2 separate regions of the Mus musculus genome follow, and region 2 is linked to region 1. A link is a loop called in an ENCODE intact Hi-C map of the cell type or tissue named here. Cell type or tissue: gastrocnemius. All regions are shown on one strand. Links, peaks and the distances in the headings refer to the core of each region. The heading gives the core; the rest is flanking DNA.

Region 1 (15,520 bases), core at 2,829-10,828:
CATGTATTTAAGATACCCTATTGAGAATCCGATCTGACAGGGCTTTGATGAAGCACTGATGTGTTGAAAACCAGGCTCAGGAGGCAAATAACATCATCCCCCAAAACCAAATCCTCGGCAGCAACTCAACAAACACAGTAGGCACTTAACTGAGGACCTACTGTGTGTGAACACACTCAGCAGTAAGTTGAGAGCCAGAGAAGAGGCAGGACGCTTGCCACATGCCCTTGGGAATTTATACTTTCTCCGGGGAGAAATGGCAGGTAGACAGACATCTGCAATTTTATAAGCATATGTAATGACCTACTAGGTGGGGATAATCTGAACATGTGAGTTAGCAAGAGTCAGGGTAGGTGCCTGCACCAAATAATGAGCATCAAATGGATGGAGGGAACGCTCCCAGGGTAGCCTGATCGTATAGCAATGCTTCGGTGATTCCCTAACCACAGATGGTATCTAAACTCTACCCCAACTCTACCATGCTGATTCCACTCTGCCCCCCTCTAACCCTGACCCACCCAGCCCTGCTTTAAGATTAACCTTGGCTTTCTCCAGAAAAGCTGTGTTCCTGCTTCCAACCCTCAGGCAAGGATGCACTGTTCCCCTCACGTTGTTCATACTGCATACGTTGGGTGTTCAGGCTTGGAACGAAAAGCACACACTATCTTGTATCATTCTTGAATCTTTCAAGCTCGGAAGACTCAACAATATTGTAGGGTAAATATCAATTTATGTCTGTTCGGTTAATACAATATTTGCCCGGCACCCACTTACGTGTTATTTGCCAGGGAAACAAATATACATAGGAAAAGATTCTCTCAAGGAGCTCACACATATATTTGCTACCCTGATATGGAATATATTTGTTTTCCTTCTGAAGATCAATATGGTGGCTTGTGTGCAGCAGGTCTTTACAAATGGATGCTGTTGGTACTTATTGCTTCTCCGAGACCTTATGAGCTAGGGAGAAGTAGAAATAACAGGAGGGAAGTAACCTATTTCAATATTTTTGAAGTTTACAGCAAACCCAACCCAGGTGGCTTAAACAATAAAGGGGATTATTGGCTTTTCTAACTGAAAAACATATTTCCTGTATGATGGCTTTACCAGAAGGCTGGTACTGAGATGGCTTTCCTAATAATTCCAGACTTCACATTCACACATAAGAGCCAGGGAAATGGGAATTCGTCTTTCATGGTCAGATGAAGAAAGGTCTAAAGGAAGGACATGGCCGCTCCTGATGTGATGGAGGTTTAGTGCAGATAAAAAGGGGGGCATAGTCAGAGACAGAGACATCTGGGAGAGTCCAGAGTGACCATGACCCCGAGTCGGCCATGAGGGTAAAAGGGAAAGAGGGGCGGAGCACCCAACTAAGAGGGGTGGGGCGGCCTGAGCCAAGAGACTGATTGACAGGGTAAACAGTAAACCTAAAGAGCCAGGTAACCCAGATGGCTCAAGCGTACAGGGGAGGGCAGCTGAGGGAAGGGCACCCCAGCCCCTGGGCTGAAGATAGTTAGGGTAGGGGTAGGGTATGCCAGTCAACAGGACCCTGTAACAGGTAGAGAGACTGGGGGATGCTGGGAGAACCTGGAGGCCATGGTAGGATTTGATGATGAAATGCACCTCAGTTGGCCATTGTCCTGGGTTTGAGATCTAATACCCATGAATCTATAAAAGTGAAAGACTTCCTCCTTGAAGCCACAGGAACCTTTCCTTATTGTCTTAGTGTAACAACCGACCCATGAGCATTTTTCTTAACCAACTCCTTGGCCACTAAACACTGTAGACTGCCTGCTCACTTTGTCCAAGTTCCTGATCACTGTCAAAAAAACCAAGATTGCTCTGTTAGGCCAGCCTTCTTATGCAACGGTAATACAACCTCCAAAACCCAGTGGCTTAAACCCAGCAGATATACATTTCTTGGTCTCCTGATGTGACAGGGTAAACTGACCTGTTGGGGGGTGGGGGTGCTCAACCATTATAGTCATCCTGGGATACAGGACAATGGAGGCTTCATCTTGATGTAGGGTTTAGTAATTACTACAGCAGGGAGGAAGATAAATCATGCATTAATGATATGTTATTTCTCTCCACAATTGGTTAAAACAAGTTACATGACCACCGCTAACTTCAACCACTGAGCTATACCGCTCTGGGAGAATGCACACTTTCCTGGGAAAGCTATCCTTAGGAAAAAACATGGGCATTATTAGAAAGGAAACAGAGAGGGTGAATAGACAGTTGAAAAAGTTTACTACAGAAGTTTCATGAGGGCAAACTGAACTCAGATATTAAAGGCACAAGAATACCAAGATTATGAACAGATTGGCTAAAGCCAAAGAGAAGAGAATCAACTGTGGGAGGAACCACTGAGAGATCTGCACGGCTGAAAGGGCCAGATGGAAATCAGTGACACCAGTGGTGTGTTTTACACCTCTGCGGCTGAGCACCCTAATACAGGACGGGAATGAGGAAGCTACATCAGGAATGCGTGGGACTTGGGGCTTACAACTTTCAGGGATCTAAGATTGTTGGGAAATCAATGGCAGAGTTGAAGAACTTGAGTCAAATGAGCAGCAAGGCCAAAGCTATTATCACTTGGAGGCAAAAATCACTGTCTCGAGAGAGAGTATGTCCATTAAAACATAAAACTTGAGGTGGTTGGTACAGACCAATGAGACAGAATCCAGATGATGGAAAGGAAAAAAAGCCAATCAGAGAGATCCTGAGACAAAGACAAACCTTCTATCTCAGTGGATCCACAAGAGTTAGAGAGCAAAGAAGTCTCCAGGGGAGAAGACCGTGTGAGTTTCCACCAGAGACCTGTTTCTACCCAGGGGAGGCAACACTGCGTGGAAACAGTGACTCTCGCTCCACAGTCAGGAATCTTAGGTGTAAGTCTCAGCAGTGACTAGAATTACCATGACGCGGGCAAGTCATGAAAATTTCTCTCAGCTTGTTTCCGCAGCTGAAGAAAGGGGATGGCAGCTCCTTACATCTAAGGAGACGAGAAAGCCCCCGTGACGCAGTAAAGAGAAGCTTAGCATATGCACAGGATGATAGTATCTTCATCAGAGAGAGGCCCACTCAAATTCGCCTGAGAATAAAATAAAAATGTATTGGGTCGCATTCTAGAAGAACTTGCAAAGGTAAAAATGCCCACGAGCGTGGCAAGGGCCTGAGGTATTAAACAGTTTAACTCGTCTTTCTCCACACTGAACTGCCGCCCTTCTGTCTGATCGTTTTTATTTTCAGGCACATTGACCTCAATTAGTAGTAGAGATTGCCCTTAGCAGCTACTGATTATGCTCCACCAATGTAGCAGCCCTTGTAGGAAAAAAAAAAAAAAAAAAAAAGGGCTCATTCCAACAAGTATTCCCCAGGGAGCTCTCGCTCTTGGGCTTGGATCACCCCCGTGTCTGGCACGGTTACTGTGACAGGCACTGAGATGAGCCGCGCCACATGGATGAAGAATGGGGAGGGAATGTACACCTTGGGAAGTAAGTACAAGCACACATACAGGAGCTGGTGTCAGGAGCTGACTGGCGGGCATGGCTATGGTGGAAGATTCGAGAGAGGAGGGAAATGTCAAGGGAAGATTGGAGGCAGAGGACGTTTCAGTTAGGAAAGTTCAAGAGGGGACTTAGAAACAGCATTTTGTGAGGCGAGGGCCAGGGCGTATGCAACACATGTGAAGCCGGTCCACCAGTGAAAGAAGGGGAGAATAGCAACATATTTAAGAACTTCCAAGGTGGCTTTTTTTTGTTTTTTGTTTTTTTGGTTTTGTTTTTTGTTTTTGAGACAGGGTTTCTCTGTATAGCCCTGGCTGTCCTGGAACTCACTCTGTAGACCAGGCTGGCCTTGAACTCAGAAATCTGCCTGCCTCTGCCTCCCAAGTGCTGGGATTAAAGGTGTGCACCACCACTACTATGGTGACTTAACATATACTCTAAGACCTCAGCTTAGGAGGGAGAAAGGCTGTCACTGTCACACACATCCATTTAACTCTTTGCTTGGCTGGTATTCTACTGTAAGATGCACTGAGCTGGTGGGTGGGGAGAGCCCCTGAAGGCTGCATCAACAGGAACCAGAAAGCTAGCTGACGCTGGAGATGTGAACAGAGATGCCCACAGTGCCTCAGTCATTTCACAGCTTAATGAGTCGCCACGGGATGCAAGTAAATGATCGCTAAAGTTGCTAAACGTTACAGCCTGTCAAAAAAGATGTGACATGGGATTGACACGCACCTCCCCGTTGGTCCTCTCCACCCACACACTAAACATGAAGGCCCATTCTGTCTCGACTTTGCCCCCACCTCCCTGCGTGTACATTAAGTCTGCACACAGGCCTGGAGCAGCAGCGAAGGCTTCTCTTGGAATGCTGTCAGAATCATTCTTCAGACCTCCCAGGTAGGTCACTACCTTGAAATGAAAAGCTGCCAGCCTCCCCCTTTGGAAGCCAGCAGAAGAGGGCTGATTAAAGCTGACTCCATACTGAGCAAATACTGTGAGAGGCAATTTAGCTCTGGATCCATCTTCTGGATGCTAACAACTGCCATCACTACCTCCCCTGATACTGGTGTAGTTCCAAGCATGTTCAGACAGAAGAGCCTCCATGCTTAACTAAAGGAAGAGAGATGCTAGGCCACCTTTGAGCCTGGACTTGAAGGTTCAATGTCTGAATTAAGAGCCCAGACATCGAAGCTCTAGGTAAAGGCCCTGGAAAGCCAGGATAAGTCAAGATTTTAACTTATGGTCTGAGTCCTAGGAGTGATAGTGGACAAAGTAGAGAAGCTAATTCCTTTGAGGGAAGAGAAATTCAAAGTTCAGATGAATCTCCGCCTCCTAGTCTGTCCTCTGCAGCTACTGCCAGCAAGCGATGGTGTTCTCTTGGGACCACCACAGCCAAAATAGACATCTTGGCTCCTATTCCCGGACTACTTAGTCCCCACTGATTGACAGTAATTGTCGCACAGAGTGTAGGAAGAGAGACTATTTTAAAAAGAAATAGCATACAAAATAGGATTATTGTGTAAACCAGCAATTCATAGCTTTAGTATCTATTCTAGTTTGCTTTCTATTACTCTGATTGATCACCATGACCAAAAGCAACTCAGTGAAGAAAGGGTTTGTTTCATCTTACAATTCTTGGGTTGCAGCCCATCATGGAGAGAAGCCAAGGTAGGAAGGAGTTCAGTCAGGAACCCAGAGGCAGGAACTGAAGCAGATTCCATGGAGAAACACCTAGTGACTTGCTTCCTTGCTTCTTCTCAGCTATCTTCTGAATACAAGACCACATGCCCAGGCTACCTATGTACTTAGGTACCTACAGGGACTTAATATTGATACACAAATGCAAGGCAGCAGTATTCATAGGAGGGAGTTCAAAATGGGGAGGCAGTCTAGCTGTCCTACAGCTGAATACAGAAACAAAAATAAATAGTCACAATATTAATATCATTCAGTCATAAAGAGAAGGAGATTTTGACACATCCTTCAATGTGTAAAAGTTGTAAGAATATTATACTGAGAGAGACTAAACATAACAAATCATATACAGTTTAGTTCTGTGTATATAAAATATTCTTGAACTCACTGGCACAGGGAAAGACTTCCTGAACAGAACACCAATAGCACAGACACTGAGAACAACAATTAATAAATGCAACCTCATAAAACTGAAAGGTTTCTCTGTGGCAAAAGACACCATGATTCAGACAAGGTGGCAGGTATAGAATGGAAAAATATTGTTCTCAAAATATATATCCAATAAAGGGCTAGTATCTAAAATATATAAAGAACTTTTAAAAAAAAGGCTGGACATCAGGAAAACCACCAAATTTAAAACTGGGTTAAAGATCTAAACAGAGAATTCTCAAAAGAAAAAATAACCAATGGCTGAGAGACACATAAAGAAAATTATTAATATCCACAGTCATCAGGGAAATGCAATTCAAAAGTACTTTGAGGTATCATCTTATGCCAATCAGAGTATTCAAGAACAATAAAACAAATATCAGCTCATGCTATTGAGGATATAAGGGGAACAGTTATGCATTCTTGGTTAGAGTGCAAAATTGTACAGCTATTATTGAAAACAGTGTGACAGTTCCTCACAAAGCTGAGGACGTATCTACCTCAAGATCCAGCTATACCACTGTTGAACATATATCCAAAGGACATTTCAAAATTCTCCTATAGAGACACTTGCATAATCATGTCCACTGCTGCTCAATTCATAATACACCAAAACTGGGAACAACCTATATATCTCTATCAGCATCAGCCGGTAGATTTAAAAAAATGTGATATAGTTACACAATGGAATATTACACAGTCATTAAAAATATGAAATCATGGGCTGGAGAGATGGCTCAGCAGTTAAGAGCACTAACTGTTCTTCCAGAGGTCCCGAGTTCAATTCCCAGCAACCACAGGGTGGCTAACAACCATCTGTAATGGGATCCGATGTCCTCTTCTGGTGCGTCTGAAGACAGCTACAGTGTACTCGTCATATATATATAATAAATAAATAAAATCTTTTAAAAAATATAAAATCACAAAATCCACAGGTTAATGGATGAAACTAAAAAAAAAAAAAAAAAATCCTCCTGAGTAAGGTAACTAAGTCTCCTGGGGATTTAACCATCCTGAGGGCAGGTCCCACGTCCAGCAGTAGTGGCTGACCCAGAATGAACTCAATGGCATCTTTGGAGGCTGTTTGTCTCATAATGCTTTTCAGGGCTTTAAAAAAAAGTATTATTATCTTTTTAACCTCACAGGCCCTTTGCATATATATTCTGACTCCCAGTTTTGCTTTTCTGGCGTCCAGCGCGTACGAACCTGCGCGCCCTGCATTTAGCTGGGTTTTTTGTGCTTTTACTTCGGCTCCAGTTGTTCTGTTGCCTTGTCCTACCCAGCTTGTTTCTGTTTTATCTTATTTTAGTATTATTCTTTAGATGCCTATTTGTTTTCTAATGAGAGAAAGAAAGGGTGTGGATCAAGATGGCAGGGGAGGTGGGAAAGGGCTTGGAGGAGTTGGAGGAAGGGGAACCATAACCAGGATATATTGTACGAATGGTATGAAGAAAATCTATCTTCAATAAAAAAAAAAAAAGAAGAAGAAGAAGAAGAGGAGGAGGAATGTTTAGAGAAAGTAAATCCATACACTAGAAGATGCAGGGGTTGGTGGGAAGGCAGAACTAGAAAAGCCTGCTAAGTCCTGGCCTTCCTTTTGGACAGGAACAGCACAACAAACCCGAGTAGTGGTGGTTACAACTACTCTCAATATATCAGACGCCACTGAAATGCTCACTCTCGAACAACTAATGCCATGGGAATTTTACCATTAAAAAAAAAAATTACGCTGACCCCGTGACTCAGCTGACTGCCACGCTGCTCTTTCTCCTTCCCTTCCTTGTAACCGATGGAAAGGGGGGACCAGCCATGAGCATCTGCAGAAACTATGTGCCAGGACAAGGCAACGCAAGTATCAAGACAGACAGAAGGATCTGCATCTTGGACACCATGAAGACGAGTACATGAACCGCCCACTTCATTGTAAGAAAACTTAAATTCTTAGTGGAGTTTTATAAAACTAAGGAGGTTGAAAGGAAGGGCTGAGCATGTAGGTCAGCGATAGAAGAGTGGTTTAACATGCATCAGGCCCAGGCGGCAATCCCCCAGTGCCGTAAAAAAAAGTACAAACACTAAATAAAGCACAAACGTGAAGGAAGAAATAGCCCACCCTTTGTTCTTTACACATTTTTCTCCTTAAAGAATGATGTTAACATGCATGAAATAACTTCATGGGCAAGGCTTAGTTTAGATGCATTGCTTTGAGGGACTTTTGGCTAGGTAGTTTAAACAGTTGCTGGGAAAATGTCCTTTGTAAAAATGTTCTTTAAAAAAAAAAAAAAAAAAAGAGCCGGGCATGGTGGCGCACACCTTTAATCCCAGCACTCGGGAGGCAGAGGCAGGTGGATTTCTGAGTTTGAGGCCAGCCTGGTCTACAGAGTGAGTTCCAGGACAGCCAGGGTAACACAGAGAAACCGTGTCTCAAAAAACCAAAAGAAAGAAAGAAAGAAAGAAAGAAAGAGAGAGAGAGAGAGAGAGAGAGAGAGAGAGAGAGAGAGAGAGAGAGAGAGAGAAAGAAAGAATTTTTAAAAAAACTAAAAAAAAAAAAAAAAAAAAAACCAAAGCTGTAGATAGAAACCACAAATTAGTACCACAGACATTAGTTATACAGACAGAAGAAAGATGACAGAAGAAAAAAATGCCCCTTTCATAGCTTATTTGTGGTCTGGAAACACGGCCATATACTTGTTCAGCTAATACACACTGATGGCAACTATCTCCGTGCCGGGCCGTAAGCCTGGGAAGGGAACCAGGCACTACAGTAAGCCAGCAGGTGGCCTTGACTCTTGTGGAGTGGGGTGAAGGTTCATGGTAAGCCCAGAAACAATTTAACTTACAGTATGGACTAGACTAACACAAGCACATCAGCACACGGGACTTCCAGCTGCCTCGGCTTAGTTCCTGCCTCTCGGCTTCTCTACTCCTGGCGTGGCTTCCTTTACTTCCAAGAACTCAGGCCCTTGCCTACTACTGTGCCAGTGAACTAGTTAAACTTGTTAGGTTCTTATCAACAGTTCTAGCAGCTTCCCTCAGGAAAGAAACCAAGAACCCCACCCCAACCTCCTCGTCTCACCCAAAAGGGAAAATCAGAAGCAAAGTCTATTATGGTTTCCAAGAATACCGAGTCAACACACAAAACTGAAGCTGACTTTCCTGTGAAACTAAATTTTAAAAAGATACCCTTGACAATGTTTATCCACAGAACTCCACAAAGCAAGCTACAAATGTGACCTCTTGTAGAGTTTTCAAAGTTCTAATAGCCACTTTAAAAGGAGGGAAAACAGTTAAGATTATTTTAATAGTATTTTTCTTTAACCCAACACATTTATAGTATTTTAAAAAATATAACCAATATAAAATCATCGTGCATAGTAATTCCCATGCTGAGCCTTCCAACCATGAGTATAGTATGTACCACTCAGTTACAGCACATTTTCATTTGGGTCGGATACACCTCAAGTATTCGGCAGCCACACTTAGCCAGTGGCTAACATATATAGACAATGCTGCCCCAATAGTCAATAAATTTCCCTTCCCACAAACATTAAAGCTAATGGCTCCCAGAACCGAAGCTTCAAGATGTCTAGCTGTGCCCCAGAAGCTATATTCCAGCACCCCCTACTGATAGTCTTGGAGACAGAGCCCTAGGCATCATGAATCACAAGTGAGCATAATTATCTGATTAAGAACATAATTAACTAATTTGCAATTCAGTCAGGAACAAAATGATCAGCCTTGGTGCAGAAAAGGTCATACTCTCCTACTGCTAACTCATCTGCCCATCTCTCCATTCAACACTTACTGAGTCTACTCTGCAGTAGAATTAATTCTACATGCTAGCAGCCTGCCCTCTGGTGGCTTATACTCTTTTTTTTGGGGGGGGGAGGGGGTGATGGGCATAAATAAGACATTTAATTCAAACTCTAAATTGCAAGAAACAAACAAGACAGGAAAATATAGAATACACAGGAGAACAGAGAACCAGCTTCTCAGAGGTGCTAATTGTGCTTAAGAAAGAAGTATCAGGCAAGAATGGCCAAGTGTCTTATACAGAGACTGTAACTTGACAGTGACCCACGGCAGGCAAAAAGATGGTCTATTCAAGCTAAGAGTTTCCAACAGTAAGAAGAAGCGGGTATGTGGAGGCCAGACCATAACAGGGCTGTTGGAAGGGGTAAGAGATCTGGATGCTATTTAAAAATAAATCTAATTTATGATTTTTTAAAAAAATTCCTGTGTGGGTGAATGGTTAAAATTTTGTGTGTGTGTGTATGTGTGTGTGTGTGTGTGTGTGTGTGTGTGTGTGTGTGTGTGTGTGTTGTGGAAACAGGGAGAACACTCAAGGGTGGCTGCAGTCACCAAGGTGATGGCTGGCATGGCTGAGAATGGCAGTGGTGGAAGCCACTAGATCAGATTTACACCATGTCTCCAGCTCATTGGTGCATCCTGTCAGCTCACAGTTGGGTTATATAACGTTGACTATATTTTGAGTCTGACAGGACTAGATGATGCATTTGATGTAGGGTGACAAAAGAAAAAGCAGTCAACTCTTAACTTTTAGGTTCACCTTGTAGATAAAATGGCAGAGCTAATCTGCTGAACATGAAAAACCCTCTGCCCCTTCTGTTTCTGGTCCTAATGAGCAGAGACACCATCCATGCAGAAACTTCAGATTCATCCGAGAAAACCACCTTATCCAAAGTCACCAAATGTACTACTTCTATCTCTTCACCACCTTTCAAGAGTGTCCCCATCTTCCTACCAATACAGACTTGGACACCAAGACTATGACTGTGGCTTTACTATTCTCTCTGCATAAACACCAATCCACGGCCAATACTTTACCTTGTTCTCTGGCTCAATATCATCCAACCATTTGTTTGTTTGTTTGTTTGTTTTTCGAGACAGGGTTTCTCTGTGTAGCCCTGGCTGTCCTGGAGCTCACTTTGTAGACCAGGCTGGCCTCGAACTCAGAAATCCGCCTGCCTCTGCCTCCCAAGTGCTGGGATTAAAGGCGTGCACCACCACCACCCGGCTCAACCATGTTTTTAAAAGGATAATTTGGCAGTGTTTACTTAAGTGTAAATGGACACGTCCTGTTGATTTGGATCAGTGTGTCCAAGGTTTCATGTGCTAGGCTGGTCCTTGGTACAGGAGTGCTGAGACGGAGGAGCATGGGAGAGTTAGGGCTGATGAGGTCACATCACTGCCAACGCTGCCTCTCAGAGTGGGCTCTTCTAAGAGCATGTTGTAACACAGCAAGTCCATCCCATGGACCTGGCCTCTTCTGTAAACGGCCATTTCCTTCTCCACCCTTTTGTTACAGCCGAGTGGGCCCTCAGCTGCAGCCAAACAGACAGATGTCTGATCTTAGGACTTTCAGTCTCAGAAACCTCATTAAACACAATCTCTGTTCCTTAGAGAGGAACCAGCTTCAGCTATTCCTTACAGTAACATAAGACAGACGAACACACTTTTTGCCTATTTCTCTTATGATTCTATGTTATATAAATAACTAAAAAAAAAAAAAAAAAAAAAAAGAAGAAGAAGAAAGTGTAAGGGTAGGCCCAGTCATTAATACAGGAGGTCGCATAAACCATCATACAATATTTTAAAATCCTATACAGCTCTAATGTTTACAAAACTGAATGACAGTGTGTATAATCCCATTTACATAGAAGATGGATGGACTGATAAGCACACTCTCAACAATGGTTCTCTCAGAATAGTGAAATGAGGGTGGTCTGAGGAGTTCTCAGATTTTACTATATATATATATATATGTTCCTAGTTGGGTGATTTTTAAAGCATCAGATACATTTATGTAACAATGAGACGAGACAACCATCTTGTATGTCTTCACATGATTCAGGAACCTGGTGCTTGTCCTCTTCCTAGCTTAATCTCACAGACTTATTTACATCGGGTAGGCGATAATGTACTTTCGTATGATGGGAACCGTGGGCTGACTGCTGAAACTGGGGCATGCACTAGGCCTGGCAGCTTTCTAAGGGAATTGGAAAGGCTGCGTCTGGTTCTCAGGACATAAAGCGCATTCTGAAGAGGCCGGTTTATCTGCTCCTGCACTTAAAGGTGCGCAGGAAGCACTTCATCCCTTTAGCTCTCCAAAGGAAGATTTCATTATCTTCCCCTTTCTCAACCCACTTTGGCTTGTCAGGTCTTAAGAGTGTCTGCATTAATCCTGTTCAGTTTATTTTCTCTTATGGCAGGGTTTAAAACACACACACACACACACACACACACACACACACACACACACACACAATTACCACAGTTCCGGCTTCTTTCTAAAGTCTTCATTTTCTGGGAGGGAATTTCAAGCTATTAAAAAAGTGACAGCAACTGAGCTATTAAAGGCAACACAGCTTTGATGAAGACAGAGCACAAAATAAATACAAAGAGAGCCATGCCGACCTCAAGAATCTGAAGGCTTTCTCTTTATTCCCAGTGAGGGGGACCCAGCCCAAGGCCTTGTACCACGGAGCTCTTCTGAGCACGGAGTGCCACTCCCAGGCCTCATAGGACTTTTGGTAGTTGAGAATAAGAAACTGTTATTTTATACCTCCTTTTTTACAACTTGGGAATAAAAATGAAAAAAAGAAGAAGAAGAAGAAAAAAAAGCTCCACATCTAATCATTTTTCCTGTGGTCCTGGCTAGAAATCTAGGCATGGGGCCAACAGAACGAAGTGAACTCGCCTTTGCTGTTCTCATCACCCGCTGGTACCCAGCCTCTTAGAATACCTACAATTATAAAATACTCAATTATTCCTCCCTTAGTCATGTAGATGACTAGAGCTAAATACCACAGTGAGATGGGGAAACAAAAGCCCAATTCGCTGCCATTCTTTTTGTGACCTGTGACACTGCCAATTCCAAATCTGCCTTCTACCTTAGTCTCTCAATTAAAACGCCCCATGCCTGGTTTTGACTTCCTTTAGCAAGTCACAAAGCATTTTTTGTTGGTGGTGCTTGGCTTTATTTTAAAAATGTGACCACTTGCCTCCATAAAATATTGGCTAAAATAAACCTGGGGACCCTAGCACAAACATTCCATACCTAGATGTTGAGAAAGCGGCCAGGAAATGTTACACTAGATAAGAGCATCAGAGGTAATAGTGTCTGTCTGATCAGCTAGTGTGGGACTAGTACCTGGTCCCCTGACTTCTCCTGGGATGTGCTCAATGGATTTTTAAAGGTCATTTAAATGTAATATCCCTTAAGGTGTTTTGTGGGAGGGGATGGAGGGTGGGGAAGAAGAGGCTTCAAAATAAACAAAAAGCACTGACTTCAAGGGCAACACAGACTCGCAGACACAGCTGGGCAGCCCCAGAGCTACAGTAGCTTGCTGCCTGGGGTTTTGGAGAAATGGTATAAGTGAAAGTGATTCATATCCAGGGATATATTCTAGTGAGACAAACCAATGACTGCCTGAAGGAAAAAAGAAGCCATGGTTAACCTCCCATGCTGGCTCCTAGAGACAGGGAGATGGCGCCTTGGTTAGGGAGCCATCTTGACAGGCCCTGCCTTTGCCTGTAGAAGCTACAACTATTTGGAAAGACAGCTATTTGAAAGGAACAGGAAGATATTAGAACACGAAAACTTTCCAAGGCCTTTGGGGGTGGAAAAAGGGATGACATGGAAAAGAAAAGAAAAGAAAAGAAAAGAAAAGAAAAGAAAAGAAAAGAAAAGAAAAGAAAAGAAAAGAAAAGAAAAGAAAAGAAAAGAAAAGAAAAGGGGAAGCTGAAATTTTAGTCAAATTTCATGGCAAAATCCCAGAGAACAGCTGGGAGATTCTTACAGAAAAGGAGATAAACTATTGATGCCTACCCCCACCCCCCCCACCCCCGCCCCAAGACTGCTATTAAAGGTACTAGGGAGAATCCATTCGGGTGGTGTAGACCCTTGCTTCTCTCCCTACAAAGGAGCAGTAGTTTCCCAAAGAAATGCTACTAGAAGTCGTCTTCTAGGTTGAGGTCCATTAAAATCATAAGAACAGTGGCAAATCTGGGCTATGTGGGCAGCTCAAACAAGAGAGCCAACAAAATTAGGGAAACTGCTCCCTGCCTGTCCCCTGCTGTACACAGTGGGCAGTGGTACCCTGGGACCCCTCTTTACACTGTCACTGCATGCAGTTACCACCTTTGGGAATAGATCTGCCCCTGCTAGAGCTTCCAAGGCTAACTATTGGCACTGCTTCCATTTTTGGTTTTCCTGTCACTAACTAGGCTTCCCATAACAAGTTACTGAGCAGCTTGAGACAAGCATACCTGTCTGATAAAATAAGAGCAAGCTCTCCTGAGGTTTGTTACACGTGTTACTGAAATACAGAGGCAACAGTCAAAACCCTATATATTAAATTTTACTGTTGTATTATTTTAATTTGATTAACCTGGGATTCAAATATAAAAAGAATACACCTAGTAACCCTGGCATTAGCATAGAATTTGCTTTTGTCGTTCCCTATTTCTCCATGTAACCCACTATCTATGTGTATTTTATAATATGGGCATCTCTTTTCTGTTGTATAAAGCACTGGACCACTGTAAATTCCACCCCTCACTCACACACACCATCCCTGCTTCATGTTTGTTCTAGATGATCAGTCAACTAGAATAGCCAAGAGTTCTTGCAAACAGTACCTTATATGCCCTCTATAGGGAAAGTGAATCCTTTTACATGTAACACACTATGGATACCCTTTCTTCCCAATGTCTTCTTAGGAATGGCTGTATTTTTCTTGAAAAATATTTAGTTCCTCATTAGTGTACGTTAGTGAGTATAACCACCTCTTTAGTCTATTTCAAATGCAGCTTTAATGAGCGCCTTTATTAGTACATTTTCCACTACTGAAATGTAACTTACACAATCTCATATAAAACGAAACAAAGAACATATAGTTTAAAAATTAACGTTTTACAAATTAACATCTTTCTACAACCATGAAGGTTTAAAAAACAAAATTTTAAAGTTGAACAGTTCATGTATTTAAGATAAATACATAAAAAGGTTTTTTAAGGCAATTCATTGCCAAAAGTTTAAGTCGCATCAAATTGCACCTGTGCTCTTAAGACAATGACCGATGAGGAGCCTCTAACATCTTTACATGGAAAGAGTGCTCATGGTAGGTATGCTCCAAGAAGTCAGAGCCAGAAACTAACCAGCTTTACCCTGTAGTAAGTCGACTGTCAATATTCAGTCATCCAACAACCAGGTAACCATGTCATCACTTTATACAAGGCTCAGATTCTCTAAAACGTTCTTAGCTTCACACATATACTACAAAATGACAACTAAAAGTCACAATGCAAGGGAAAATACTATAAAAGTTTCATTGCTGTAGACCTTATATGAAAGTCCTTTATTTTTTAAGTTCTGCCTTCAGGAATAACACCATGCTAATGACTATGTTCCTTGAGGTTACAATGCTCAACAACACAGTAGAGGCACTGAAGTACGATATCTGATGAGGCTCAAAGGAGAGACAAATAAAGGTTTTGATGACCTCTGGAAGAGTGAGGAAAGTGGGGGAATCAGCACTTCTACACTGCTCAGTACTGGAAAGGCTCCTCAATTCAGAGCGCTGGCACAGGTCTGTAGAACAAGTGGGGGAAGTGGGGCCAGTCTCAGCTTTCCATCTGAGATTTCCAAATCACACTGAGGCAGCTCTAAGGCACAGTTCCCAGTACTCTCCATTCGTCAACCTGGATGCAGACTCCTTCCCTTCATGCATGTGCTCCTTGAATTTCTCCATGCGGGTAGACCTAACCTGCTTTGTTTATCTAAAGTACAACCCAAAAGGTCTATGAGAAGGAAACAATCTACCGGCCTTATGGGCTCTACAGACGAGGGTTCTAGCTTACAC
Region 2 (15,520 bases), core at 5,105-13,104, 61 kb before region 1:
CCAGTGCTCCTGATTCATCCTGTGTCATGGTTTCCCACACTTTCTTTGGCAGTAAAATCTTTTACCAAACAAAACTCTTACGATAGAAGACTCAGTCAACAACAGTGCTCACGTGGCAAACACAAACACAGGCAGAGAGCTTCAAAGAGTGACTATCAAGCTCTTTAATGCAGGGATTGTTCCCAAGGCTCTCCTTGTGGAGAGGGAAACCAATAAAGGAAGATGGGAATTCTTCAAGACTGAAAAGTTCACTGCTTCCTCTGAACATGAAGAAGCAAAAGGTGATGGGGGTTGGGGGTGGGCAGAATGGTTGCCAAAACCTAGAGGAGGAGAAGCTATAGCTGGAGTAGAGGGCTGCCAGATAAAAACTGCACTGTGGTAGATGTAAACAACCATTGTCAAACCACAGCCTCAAAAGGAAAGCGTCAGGGGAGCTTATGTTCTACTTCTTCCCCTTTTGCCTTCAGTGTCCGTGATACTTCTCTGGTTGGCTGGTCCCAGGGAAATACTAGAGGACAAGGAAACCCAGCTGATGGGATTTATCAGAAAACAGTCTCCTACGCAACATGGAGCAAGGCAAGGAAAAAAAAAAAAAAGAAAGAAAAGAAAACCAAAAAAAAAAAGAAGAAGAAGAAAGAAAAGAAAAAGAAAACAGGCCAACAAAGAGCATGCAGCACAAAACACAAGATTCATAGGACAGAGTTTCTCCTGCTGAATCAGGATGGAGAAGTTCAGAGCCAACACAATTCCTCTCTCTATACTTACGCATTCTGGCCACAGAATTTCTGGGGCACCTTTGTTAGATTCTGGTTTAATCCTTACATTATGAATCCCTCAGTCACCACCACCAAGAGTCTCATAAAAATATAATGTGTTTATATGCTCTGAACCACTGAACCATCTCTCCAGCTCCCGTTTTGCTCTTTATAAGACACTGCTACAGTTTTTCTTGAGTATTTTACATTCTCAGAGTGTGATATTGTTCTCTCATATCTCCCGACACTCCTGATTCATCCAGTGTCATGATTTTCCAGATTTTATTTAGCAATAAAGTCTTAGGATAGAAGAGTCAGTCAGCCAGAGTGCTCATAGTGTTCTGTAAGCTCTGAATCTGGAGTTACCATACTGCAAGGTGACGAGCAACAGGTAGGACCCTATGTGTGTAATCACACAGATGTCTATTTGCATATCATATGTGGGCTTATTAAAGATATTTTCCCCCACCCAGAGGCCTTGAATTTATTAAGTGGAACCTTCCCCCAAAACAAATCATGATTTTCATATATACATTGAATTTTAGAAAGGATTTTATACCCTAACATATTAAAATATGTATTTCCTGACAAAAATAAACAAGGAGATAGATGAGAAGAGAGGATTAAAAAAACAAAACAAGATAGTGGTTTAAAAGCCTTAGAAGAAAACCAAACTTATTACTAACCAGAAAAGAGACCACTGAGAGCCTACTGATAACAAAATGCAAACCCTAAAGCTGTCACTGGCGACCAGAAGTAATGTCCTCCAAATATGTTCTGAAGCACAGTCTGACTTCCTTCACAGAGGCTGCCTGCAGGTCTGTCAGCCATTGGGCAGAGTGGTTTGCACACCCTCTGCTGCTATGCAGAGAAGTCGGAGGAGGGAAGCCAAAACTGAGACAGGGATGGGCAGGGATGGAGAGGTGCCAGCACACGGGAGCCAGCCTGTCAGATATTCTGTCACAAGAGCTGCTGCTTAGAACTCCTGGTTCACTGGAAGAAGGGAATTGGGAAGGGTTGATGGTATGGGGGTATGGGAGAAGATGTTGCTTTTAATCTCAGCAGCCAGAGGGGTCTTCACAAGGAGCAAAAATAAGCTAAACAGAAGAGAAAAGACACAGCTGTTCTTTGCTTTCATAGCTCTCCAGATTTCTTATTTTGTCATATGTTGGTGTGGCTGCACAGTCAAAGAAGCATGGATTTCCTTCATGCCAGACACAGTGAGATACAGTCAGGGTATACTAACCCCAGTGGCCCCCTGCACACTCCAACCCTGGCCCTGTGCCCACCTTCACTGCATGTCTCTCTTCTAGACTGCCAACACTTGGATCAATATAAAGCCCTTGTCACACATAAGGTAGAATACAAACCATTTTACGTATATTATCATGTTTAATTCTCAAAGCAAAAAGTATGAGGGGTATTGTTATTGCCACACGGCTCTTCTGATGGGAAAATTAAGAATTAGAAAGGTCAAGAAGCTCTGTGGGAAAATAGTAAGCTGCAATTCGGGCCTTAGGAAGTTCCCTTCAGTAACCAAGTTTGAACACAAGGCCATCTTATCTTGACTGTGTATAGCCAGTATCTCACCTTACTGCTTTGCTTCCTCAGAGACACGGGGATGATTTTTTTTCTTTTTTTTTTTTTTTTTTTTTTTTTTTTGTCATTTACTGGTCATTTAGCCTTTGATTTCCAATTATTTTCTATCAAAGGTGTTTGGCTTTTGTCCTAATGAAGGCTACTCAGAAGCCACCCCGTGGGGTGGCCAGACCTGGTCCACGAAGTAAGGCACACAAGTGGGCCTCTCCTCTATAACCTGAGGCTGCCTCAACTTATAAATGCATTTTCATGTATCTTAATTTTTACAATGGGGTCCCGTTATACAGCCCTCAGACTTGCGATCCTTCTGCCATGGGATTATAGATAGGTATGTTTCCTCACATCAACAGCCCGTTTTCACACCTTACAGTGAACACAGAGCCCTACTTAGAAATGTAGTTCCAGAAAACATAGAGCTCTCCAACACTAAGCAGTCCCTTTAGAAGGAGCTGGACCGTTATCCTGAATCCACGGGTGCATCCACAGAAGCCGATGCTCAAAGCAAAGCTGAGTGAGAGTGAAGAGGAGAATAAGTCACACTTCCAACCACATTGCTTGGAATTTTCAGAGAACTAAGAATGATTGAAATGCTCACACATAGAAATTTGATTACAGGGGCTGGCGAGATGGCTCAGCAGGTAAGAGCACCGACTGCTCTTCTGAAGGTCCTGAGTTCAATTCCCAGCAACGACATGGTGGCTCACAACCACCCGCAACCACATGAAGGCTCACAACCATATGTACAGCTGCAGTGTACTCATATACATTAAATAAATAAATAAATCTTTAACAAATGAACAAACAAAAAGATAAATAAATTTTAAAAATAATTTAAAAAAAGAAATCTGATTACAATTCAGAAAGCTACTAAGATTTCCCTTATTTAGAAATCCGTGAGTTTAGAGTGTTTTTTGGGGGGAGGAGTAGTTATTGAGAATACTTAAAATAGCTGAAGAAAATGGAAAATAAAGACATTTATTTAAAGTCTCTCTTTTAAAATTAGACAATGTTCATTCTTTGTGTGCATATTTTACTATCGTGGGGGTAAATTTTAAACTGCTTGGTTCCTGTGTGTATCATGGAATTTGGTGCCTAGGTCCCATGTCCTTCTCTTCTTTTTTAAAAAACCGTATTTGTGTATGTGAGTATGCTGTAGCTGTCGTCAGACACACCAGAAGAGGGCATTAGCTTCCATTACAGATGGTTGTGAGCCACCATGTGGTTTCTGGGAATTGAACTAAGGACCTCTGGAAGAACAGTCAGAGCTCTTAACCACTGAGCCATCTCTCCATCCCCCATATCCTCTCCTTTCTTTCTTTTTCTAAGTAAGGCTGTAACCACTTTTTAATATGGATATATTCACATATATGCACTCAATCATACTTAAATGAAAATGTTACTTTCAGAAAATTCAAAGTAAACTTCACATGAATCATGGAGGCAGTTACGTTCCTGACTGTCTTTCTTTCTCTACTCAGACCTCTCTTTGTGGCACAGACTTTGTCCTCTGCTCTGAAAAAAAAAAAAAAAAGAGGCTGTACAGAATTACATGTATTTTAAAGGTTTATCAGTGTGGTTATTTGTGAGTTATGTTTTAAAGCTTAATCTCAACCTTGGGATTCCTTTGAGTCTTTGTATTAGGACAAAACTGTTTGTGGAGGTGGGAATGGTAAAATGGCTTAAGCAAGAGTGACTGTGGGAGCTGTCATGAGGACTTTGAACTCCTGCGCATCAAGAGGTCTCAAGCATCAAACAAATCAGAGGACCTGAGTTAAGGTCACTCTCAGTCTCCACCGTAAACATCATTCATCTACCCACGTTCTCAGTTTCTAGGTTTCTTGACAGGAGGGAGATGGAGGGAGGAAGGGAAGGAGACAGAGACAGAGACAGAAAGAGAAACACGCACAGAGTCAGAGAGAGACAGAGAGTCAGAGAGAGAGAGATACTAATTGGTTTGCCAGCCTAAACATCGGTTCTCTTTAAGTCACATGACCACCTCTGTGGTCACTGTACCCAAGCAATATGGGAGCCAGTTATTTGCTACCAAAAAGTTACCAGAGATATATTGAAGATTGTTCTAATAGATTGTTTAGTCATGCATGTGTATGTGACTGGGGTTAAATGTGGGTAAAGAGGAAAATTACAAATATTAATTTATAACCTATGAATTTAGGAAAATCTAAAATGGATGGAAAACGCCCAGTACGTTTATTTAAGGTTTTTAACATTATACATTTGCATGCACATGTGGAGGTTAGAGACAACTATGAGGAGTCAGTTCTCACCTTAGTCAGTTCTACCATCTTAAAACTGGGTCTCCTTGTTTCCTGCTGCGGTGCACAGTACTTCAGGTTAGCTGACCCAAGAGCTTCTTTCTGAGCCTCCCCCCCCCCCCCCCGCCCCCAGAGATCTTCAGCCAATGTTGGTCCATGAGAGCAAATAGAGCAGAGATGATTGATAGGGGTGGGGGTTCGGAACCCCTGTGAGTACCCACAGTAATAACATCCAGGGTGGGCAGAGGTCACTAGCGGAAAGTTAAGGTACTGATACGCCTCATTAGCATGAGAAGAAACATCAGGAATCCTAGGTGCTGAACAGGTTCCTATCAGGAGAAAGGAAGCCTAACCTGTAATCTTTACCAAGGCTACCTGACAGTCCACAGGTAGAGGTGTGTTGGGGTTTTAAACTCCCCCGACAAAATCAGAGAAGGAGAAGCCCTGCTGGTAAAGGGAGTCAGCCATTTTGCAATGAACCCAGAAGGCTATCCAGACAATGGTAGGCTTCAACCTTAATTGGAGGGCAACACCAACTAATTCCCTTGCCTCTGCCTCGAATATCCATGGAGAAGTGCTGGGATACAGGCGCACCTAGGATTTTACATGGATATGACTGATCAAAACTAGTTCATCAAGCTGGTGTGGCTAATATATTTTCCCAGCCTAGTTAAAGTTTGGGGGGGGGGATTGTTTTTTTTTTTTGTTTTGCCTCTTATTGTTTGTCAAAACAAACAAAAATTTTAAATTATTTTTAGCATTATATGAGTGGTTTTTTTGTTTTGTTTTGTTTACCTGCATGTATGTCTGTGTACTGTGTGTGCCTGTTGCCCTCAGAGGCCAGAACAGGGCATAAGCTCTCTCGGAACTGGAGTTATGGATGGTTGAATTGTGTGAGGATGCTGGGGATCAAGCCCAGGTCCTTTGTAAGAGCAGCCAGGGCTTTTAATCACTGAGCTATATTTTTATGTTAAAGTGTAATCAAATACTATGCATTATATTATCTGTTACTTACTTGGCCCCTAAAATGTGCCAAGACCCAGAGATTTAGGTCATGTAAAATAATAATACACAAGAGCATATGACTTAACAGTTGATCATGTCCTAAGGGTTTACTGTTGTGTTAGGGAGCTAAGGCTGTCATAACAAAGTTCCATAATGGCAGGATGAGTTAAACAAACAGAAATCACTTTGTTTTTTTTACATCTGGAAGCTGGAAGTCTCAGATGAAACAGACAGAGGGTTAATTTCTCATGCCCTTTTTCCTTCCTTGGTAAATTTCCTCTGCATCTCCTACAGCAGGGGTTCTCAACCTGTGGGTCACACTCCCTTTGGGGTTGAACAACCCTTTTACAGGGGTCACCTAAGACCATTGCAAAACACAGATATTTACATTACAATTAATAACAGTAGCAAAATTACAGTTGTGAGGTAGCAACAAAATAATTTTATGGTTGGTGGGGTGGGAATCATCACAACATGAGGAACTGTATTAAATGGCCGCAGCATTAGGAAGGTTGAAAATTCCTGGGCTAGAATCTTACTCCTGAATGTCTGTTTTAACATTCTCTCTTTTAGAAGAGAATGGTCCTAGTGTGTCAGGGCACACCCTAACTTTCTTCAATTTAATGTAGTTATTTTATTTCTCCAAAAGTGGCTACATTCTGAGGGATGAGGACTTAGGACTTCAGCTCATAAATTTTTGTGGAGTTACAATTTAGCCTGTAACAGCTGATGTCTATTATTTGGAACTAGGGATAGAAAACACAATTTTCTCATCTCTTCCAATCTTCTTGTTTCCCCACTTTAACAAGCTACAACTAATCCATCCAAAAGCCACCAAACTGGTCTGGCCCCATATGAAAAACCTGATGTTAACATTTCCTGTTTAAGTGACTTCTGTGATCCACAGTACCTTAAAGGTCAAAAGTTTTTTATAGAGATACTTTAGTTTTAGCTTCCCAATCTTCCCAGATTTGTCTCCATTCTTCCATACCACCATACCACATGCATTAGGCTCTAAGTCCCTGGACTGCTGGTAGCATATGCCCGCCCTCCTCTCTCATATTAAGATCTTATATAGACCCAAGTTCTCTCAACCACAGTCCTCCTGTCTCAGACTTTTGCCTGCTGGGACTACAAGATGTGAACTATCATACCCAGAGAATTTCAGCATTATGTATTGTATGTTCTTATTTAGTCTGTATGTAAATAAATTCTAAATTATCATGAAGAAAAAGATGATACCAGGCCATTCCTCCCCACCGTCCATTACCTACATACATATTTCAATTGCAATGGTAAATGAAATAGCATTTTGGGTTACCTAGAAACCCAGCCAAGGATTTCTGATCAGTTCTATAAATATTTGTTCAGCACCTATCACATGTCAGGCACTCCTGACATTTATTACATAAAGATGAAAAGCAAAGTCAGATTCTCAGAAATCCACAGTCTAGCAGGGAAAAAAAGACAGACAGAGAAACAAATAACCGTAATGCAGTGTGACACGAGCAGGAAATAGGAAGATGAATGCAGTACTCAAGGAACTCGAGATAGATTAATTTTATTCGGGGTGGTCAGCGAGAGCGTCGAGGAGGAGGAGGGCTGGTGTTGGAGCTTCAGTCACAGAGCTGCAGAAACAAAGGGAGCGCACAGGGAGACACCTGCCAGGGCTCCAGGGGACCCTGAGTCCCATGCTCTCTTCTCTCTGTTAGGATCTAAACCTTGAGTTGAGTGCCTTTTTCTTCTGACAGCATATAGCCTCTTCTCCAGACAGCAACTGGTGAAGTTCAGACTCCAGGGGGGGCTCCTATACCTGCTTGCCTATCTGAAAGAAAGCCCCTTCCAATTCTGAAGTAACTTCTATCTGAAGAAAAGCCCTAAAATGATCCCAAGGTACTTTTATGCCATCTCTCTTCAGAGAACTGGAAAATAAACTTGTGTGCTGGAAAGGTTCCCTGTTACATATTATCATTTCATTTCAAAGTAGCTCTCAGTCTTGACTATTAGATTAGATTTTCCCAGGCTGACTTCAATGAAACCAATATATCCCAGACCAATTAAACCAGAATTTCTAAGAATAGGGCCTAAGGAGATTTTCTTTTTCAAGCTCCCAGATGATTCCAGTGTGAAGGCTGTGTTGAAAACCACTGGCTCAGGGCTTGTTTCGTTTCTAGCCTCAATGCAGAATTTAACTATAACTCCCAGACTTCTCTAGATTAGACTCAGGACTACTTAACAGTTCTATTGACCTTCATTGAGAGATATATCTCTTCCTGTTCTGGCTTATCTCTGTTGTGGAGTGTCCCTGATTTCTCTCAATGTTCATCTCCCTGATGAACATTGAGAGGTGTTCCTTCCTCTCTGGCTCATGGCCTCAGGTTAAGAAACAAGTTTCAGTCAAGTGAGTCTAAGGGAAAGTTATGCATTCTGTCCCACTAGATCATCATTTCTACAACTAAGGGGTCATTGAATAGGAATGGTCCACATAGAGCCATGTGTTTTGAATGCATGGTCACAGAGAGTGGCACATTTAGGAGGTGTGGACTTATTGGAGAAGGTGTGGCCTTGTTGGAGGAAGTGTGTCACTGTGGGGGTGGGTTGTGAAGTCTCCTATGCTCAGGTTCCACCTAATGTGGAATGAGAGCCTCCTCCTGCTGCCTATGGATCAAGATGTAGAAGTCTCCTCCAGCACCAGGTCTGCCTGCACTCTGCTGTGCTTCCCACTATGATGATAATGGACTAAACCTCTGAAACTATAAATCAGCTCCAAACTAAAACTAAATTTTGCCTTTATAAGAGTTGCCTTGGTCATGGAGTCTCTTCACAGCCATGAAACCATAACAAAAGCAGGGTCCCTTTGGCTTTAAGATGTAGCCTTCACCAAATTTAAGCTTCTTCCTTAGAGCTGGGTCTTTGTAGTTCCTTCTTTATGTCTGGCCTGCTCTCCAGCCCCATCTCTCCGTGAGCTGTTTTGGGAGAGGAAGAAGGGAGCTGAGAACATGTGAGCACAGAGAGAGAAGGCTTTCAGGTTAAGAGGAGATAGACATACACCGCGCACCGCTGAAACACAAGACTTGGTTTCAGTTCTGCCTTTTCCCTGATTGGAGGAGACTGTGGGTATGGTGACTGGACAGGCTCGAAAAGACTGAGCTGATCGGCCTGCCCTCGGGTCAGCAGCAGAATGGAGAACGGAGGAATCTCGTGACTCAGAGGTCTTAGAGGCAGTGAAGGAGAGATGAGGCTCAGAGCAGGTAAGCGTGCCAGTGTCGCAGTCTACTGACTCAGGCAGAGCCGATTTCTCCTCAAATTAACCAGCTAACGCCTGTGGATGAAGCAGCCCACACAAGTGTTGGCTCTAGCCAAGCTGCTCATTTGTCAGCACTGAAGTGACATCATGTAAATTCCCAGGCAGATGCCAAACTTGAGGAAAATCATGAATCACTCCGTCTGTTGGCAGACACAGCTGCCGGATGACCTCTAAGGCCCTTTCTGGCTTTTTTTTTTTTTTCTTCTTCTTTTTTTAAGTAACTTTGAGAATTTGCACACTGTGTTTTGATCAGATTTATGTTCTCCCCAACTCCTCTTAGATCCATCCCTTCTTCCTTACCCACTCAACCGTATATTCTTTATTTTTTTTAACCCATCAACTACATTCGTTCTGTCTACATACTCTTGGTCGTATGGCTTTCTATTGGAGAGTATTGATCTACCAAGAGGCACATATGCAAAGAAAACGCTCCATTAGCCAGACACTTTCAGTTGTCAATAACACCTCCACTGGGGGCGAGACTTCCTGTCTACCTCACCCCTTCATGATGGGGTTCTTTTTGGCTTGAACTTGTGACAACCTTGCGTGTGCTGTCACAACTGCTGTGAGTTCATATGCACAACAGCCCTGCAATGTCCAGAAGAAACTGTTTCCTTAAAGTCATCCACAGCCTCTGGCTCTTATAATCTCTCTGCCTCTTCTTCTGCAATGATTCCTAAACCTTAGGAGGAAGAAGAACATAGATGTCCCATTTTGGACTTATAATTCTAATCTTCTATTCTCTGCACTTTAATTTCTTGGTCTCTGTGTGAGTCACTACCTACTCCAAAAGATTTTCTGACACAGACTGAAAGATGTGCTAATTATATTATATTATGGGTATGATGATAAGTCCCCAGAAGTCTGTTGAATACTGTGCCCATTTAGCAAAGTAATAGTAGCAGAATCTCCCCTAGGGCCTATGACCTTTCCAGGTACCCGTTCTTGACCCTGATAACAATGCCAGCTATGGAATTGTGGAACAGGCCTTAATTCAAGTCAGAAAGCAGTCGGCTATTCCTGTACCATTTATGCCACTCTTGCCCCAGTGGGCATGTCTTGCCAGGCTGATCATTACTGGTTCAAAAGGTTCACAGCTGGATCTGGATAAGACTGATATAATTTTCTCTTCCAGTAGTGTGCATAGAACTTTCTAGCCCTATGAAAGGGAGCCAGTAGGCATGAACCTTACAGGTAAACACCAAGATTCCTCTGTGTTCTATGACTTAAGTATGTGATGTCTTCAACAGTAGGGCATTATCTTTAACTTCAGGTGTGTGTTCCATTTATAATACTCAGAAAGGTCAGTAAATCAGTAAGGAGCCATGTGTTGAAGATCCCAAGAGAGAGGAGATAGAATACAGTCCTGTGAGTGAGTCAAGGAAAATAATGCAGCAGCAAATGCTAAATTGGGGGGGGGGGGGATATGGAGGTGGAATATGAAAGCCTACTACATGCACACATATAAAAAGAGTTCAAACAGAACTAACCTCTAATGGGCCAATAAAACCCTTCTAGACCCCAGAGGCTGACAAATGAAAATCCCAGTGCCCATAATGGGTTACCTCTCTTGGAGTTGTTGGCCAGCAAAGTCCTATAGATTCCCAAGCATCCCAGGTTATTGCAGGGGATTTTGATTACCGCCCAGAACTTTGACAGCAAGACATTTTCTAGCTTTTTTGACTCCAACGTTCTGTGATTCCAAGTGACTGCCATCAACCTGGCATGTCCCAAAAAGTGCACTTGGGAGAGTTCCAAAGAGCGTTGTGTTCTGGTGCCACTGCATTTTATGTGAAAAATGAGGCACTTTCCATGCCAAGGGAAGGAACTTGCCAACTGGCAATTTCCAACATAGGAGCGACCGCTTCCACGTACCCACTTTTCCCAAACAGGCCTCTAAATGGCATAAAAACACAAGACAATACATTTAATAAGTTCCTACCAGGGCAAGAAGATGTTTGTCTGCCAGAAATCTTACTCTTCCTTCTTCCTGGTCACCTATAAACAGCATCCCCTTGGGTCTAGGCTTCAGGAGCCATACCCACCTCCCTTTGCTAGAACAATCTGTCCACCCTTCTGTGGCTTTCTAAGCTTGCTTGTTCAAAGGCACCATGGGGGGGTTGGTCTCTATTTCTGATCCCCTCAGGTAGTAAACACTGTGCCAGTTCCTTCTGGGCTGAGAAACAGCGACAGCAGATAACTCAGCGGAAACGGGGACTCTGCACGGATGGAAGTAGACCATGTGTGTTCCCCTTGTGAGCATTACAGGCCTCTGCTCTCCTGCTGCGGGAGCAGCTGTAGCCCCACCCCCTATCCTTACCAGACTCTCACCTCACTCTTTAGTCGCTTGTTCTGGCTGTTCTTCTTCCTGCCAACACCAGCTCAGCCTCATGAGGAGTTCACATGCAATGCCCCTCTCATCATGGTGGGGGGGGGGGGGGAACGGGGAAGTTACAATGAGAAAGATGAACTGAAAATCCAGGGGAAGTCTTAAAATATCCCCCTTCATGACTTGGAAATATTGTGGATTTGGGATTGTTGTCCTTTGGTTTTGTTTTTAAAGCATTTCCTACTTCTAGGATTCTTTTATCATATTAAAATCTCTGTGAACAGGAGTGCAACTGCAGAGTTCTATGACACTCTATTTTTGGAAAGAAATGAAGGGCAAGAAAAGAAAGATATAACATTGATTTTTAAAAATTATATGGACGTGTCATATATTCTATGTTAATAAGTTAATATCTAGTTGAAATAGATTTGTAGATTTAATATTTCTAAAAGAACAAAGGTTACTCTGGTCTACAGTAAATTGATACTATCATAGAAACTTTTGCTGTGGACATCATCTGCAACATTTATGATAGCTAGTCAGGAAGACTCATCCATCCATTCTACAAAACCTTCAAACTCTGAAGAGATTAATGACATTACCCAGTAATCCCACGTCTTAAAATGATCTAGAATTGTGAGGATTGGTAATATGATCTTAAAAGGGTAACGTTTGGTTTCCTTTTTCAGATTTGGGGCTGGATCACGCTCCTCAGATGAGAAATCATAGCTAACTGTGAAAGCCGTGCATGTCTATGATCACAGCCTTTAGGAGCAGAGACAGGAGGATGAAAAGCTCAAGGCTAGCCTGGGTGATGAAGTAGGACCCTGCCTCAAAAATGTTCAAGCAACTAAACAAATAACCATTGGGAGCCTTATTGCCATCGTTCTTGGTTTCCCACCAGATAAGACCCTACTGCTGGAAACACAACGTACTTTAGTTACAGGATGTCCAGAAACCAAGCTGATTCTTGCCTGGATGTAGCTAGCCCCCCTTTCATAGTGCCAGAAGTGCTAAACAGGCTGGTAGGGGGAAAAGAGTCCTCAACATTCTAATTCATCCATTATCTCTGTGATCCACCATAACAAACAGCCTAGTGAGATATGTCCATTGGTGCAATAATGGCTTGAGTGTTATGGTGATAACCAACTATCTTCTGACTGAATTGAAGGTCCACTCTACAGAAGGTAACTCATGCCAAATACTGTATACCTGGCCATCCACCTGTGCCTAGAAAGCATCAGCCAGCCACGTGAGAGAAACTACAGGTTCAGAGGTTCAGTCCATTATCATTAAGGCAGGAACATAGCAGCATCCAGGCAGGCTTGGTGTAGGAGGAGCTAAGAGTTCTACATCTTCATCTGAAGGCTGCTAGCTAGAAGACTGGCTTCCAGGCAGTTAGGATGAGGGTGTAAAAGCCCCCACACACAGTGGCACACCTACTCCAACAGGGCCACACCTTCTAATAGTGCCACTCCCTGGGCCAAGCATATGCAAACCATCACAACATGTATGAAACTGTCAAAGAATAAATAATTTTAATTAAAAATTGGGAGTCCTTGAATATGATTCTAAAAGTGCCTTTGGCATTAGCATCATCCTGCTCCAGGAGAGTGACTTCCAGTAACAAGACACTTCAGATGAGGATAATATGGTACTAATAATAATGGCTACCATTTATTCAGAATCTCCAGGCATTGTTTCAAGCACTTGAAATAAATGAACTCGGTTAACTGGCCAAAAAAAAAAAAAAAAAAAAAAAAAAAATTGGGAGTCTTAGTCTGATACCACAGCGGGTGCTTTTCATCCTAATACTCAGGAGGCAAAAGCAAGTGAATGTGAATTCTGAATTTGAGGCCAGCCTGGGAGTTTGGGGAAGCCATGGCTTCACAGAGAAACTAAAAAAAAAAAAAAAAAAAAAGATTGGGAGCCTTATAGTAGACAAAAGAAATTGTTCCATGAATGATCAAGAAGTGTCTTTAAACCATTTCCTAGAAATCAGGATATAATCAAACATAGCCAGGGAGAAGCTGGAATGTGAGAGAAAAAAAACAAACAGAAAAGCTGTGAATTTCACCATATATTCAGAAAAAACGTATACTTCAGATAAGAACATTCTAAACTCAGATAAGCTTTGTTCACTTTGAATCTATCAATTATCTAAATTGTGTTTAGATAATATAATTATACATACACACATATATAATTATCTAAATTATATTTTGATAATATATCTAGTATAAATAGATATTTAAACAAAATTAGATAATATAATCTAAATAATAATTACTAATCAATTATCTAAAGAGAAGATACACAAAAGAACAGAAATTCTGGTCTTTTAAGGGTTAGATAATGGCAAAAGTTTTTATACTTCTATTTTCCCATGCTCCTAAATTATATGAGCATTTTCATTATCTTTTGAAAACTAATATATTTTATCAACCTGTGTAGCATCACTAAGTAACTATAGGATTTTTCTGAACCGCTTATTTGTGTGGGTATACTTATATCTGTGGGGGGTGGGGTGGGGGGGTGGGGGGGTGGGGGGGTATACACAGTGTTCATGTGAAGGTCAGAACAGCTTATGGAAATCAGTTCTCAATCCACAATGTCTGCCCCAGGAATCAAACTCCAATCACTTGGCAATCCTGCTTGGCAACAAGTGCCATTACCTGCAGAGCCATCCACTGGCAGAGCTGTAGCTCTTCCCCGCCCCCACTCCCCACCTACCAAGACAGTTTCTCTGTGTAGCCCTGGCTGTCCTGGAACTCAAATATTCACCTGCCTTTTCCCTCACTAGTGCTGGGATTAATGGTATGCACCACCACCTCCTGGCCTATCTGTAGCTTTTGATTTGATACTGTATCTTCCTGTCCTGCTTGATCTGCTCTTAAGCAATTATATTTATTAAGATAGAATCAAGATCATTATGAAAAAAAAATTCCTATGTAGAGGTAAATGTTTTCCCTGACTAATGTTAAATGTACAAAGAAAGTCAACTTCACAGATTCATTATTGGTAAACATTTAGCAATCACTGAAGACAATAAAAGATCCTTAAGAGGGATTGGGTAACTTGCACAGAAGTGCCAGAGTAAGGGGCACGAACTCTATATTACCAGGAACAATGGAAAATAAGTATCAAATCGCTCCTGGTCAACATCAACAGCAGACTGATTCAAATGTCTTCCTAAGAACATAGAAGAGGACATAGAGCATGCTGGGTATCCCTGTAGCTATCTTTCAAAAAGTCATTTCATTTGTTAAAATTAGAGGTTTGCATAAGTAACCAACTAAAGACAGATTTTGATCTCAGGAAATCTCTTCTCTATCAGGGACAGGGTGATTTGAGGTGAGTTGTGAGTTTTGGTGATAGTTTTGTTTGCAGCTTGAATTTTCTTATAATGTCAGTTTTTACACCACACTATGAGCTAGCTGACAGGAAAGGAGCATATTTTTATGTTTCTTTGTATCTCTGATGTCTAATTTAGTGCCTGAAAAATACTTGGTATATGATGTATTTTTTTTCCTCCTTAAATTCATGGGCACTTGAACCTACTCAAAAGGAGCTGCACAGTACAGCAAATATAATTCTTATGTAGTATAGTGTAGACATTCTGTGTATGTCCATTATCTTGTTCAAGACTCTAATATAAATACTAAAAGCAGATAATTCTGGCAAGATGGCTCATTGGTTAAGAAAACTTGTTATGCTTCAAGAAGACTTGAATTCAATTACTAGCATCCAAATGGCATCTATAACTCCAGAGGGCCCAATGCCCTCTTCTGGCTTCAAGGGATACTAGATGTGTATGCTGTATACACACATAAAAGAGGGTAGAAAAAAATCATACATAAAAATTGAAATAAATATATCTTATAAAAATAAATTTAAAAATAGGTATATGTCTCCATGAAAAAGAATTAAAATATAATAGGCACAAAGAAAATTAGTTTTATAATGCCTAATATAATATTGCATACATAATGTATATAAATAGTAAGAGGTATTTTATGTTGATTGAGACAGTCTCAAATGACTATTGGATATAGTCACTTGTACCTGTACCTCATATAAAAATTAACTCCAAATGGATCAATGACCTAATAGAAGCAGTAAAACCATAAAACATTTAGGAAGAAAAATCTTTACAACATTGGATTGCTGAATAATTGCAGCGAAGGGAAGCAAGGCTCCTTTGAGGTGCAATGAAGGTGTTCTGAAGCTGATAGTGGGGACAGATTTGAAA

The links. Hi-C counts contacts between places; a loop is a spot of excess contacts. Peaks named below come from ENCODE experiments on the same cell type or tissue, not always from the same donor. Only the 100,000 strongest peaks of a DNase experiment are listed, where the experiment ranks them.
Region 2: it touches region 1 in a loop (2.1-fold over the local background); 2 of 42 quality-filtered maps call a loop at or near these places.

The regions. Positions count from the first base shown.
Region 1 is chr16:37,495,343-37,510,862 of GRCm38, forward strand. It overlaps Gtf2e1 (general transcription factor II E, polypeptide 1 (alpha subunit)), which reads right to left. Exons shown (of 5, transcript NM_028812.4): 5 at 14,454-15,520. Among named protein-coding and RNA genes, the nearest start is that of Gtf2e1, 37 kb to the right of the region's middle. In gastrocnemius, for the core only: no CTCF peak of the experiment used is centred there; a DNase peak (open chromatin) is centred at 3,436.
Region 2 is chr16:37,431,990-37,447,509 of GRCm38, forward strand. No RefSeq gene overlaps it. Among named protein-coding and RNA genes, the nearest start is that of Stxbp5l, 55 kb to the left of the region's middle. In gastrocnemius, for the core only: no CTCF peak of the experiment used is centred there; DNase peaks (open chromatin) are centred at 8,942, 10,715 and 11,149; H3K4me3 peaks cover 870 bases; H3K27ac peaks cover 563 bases.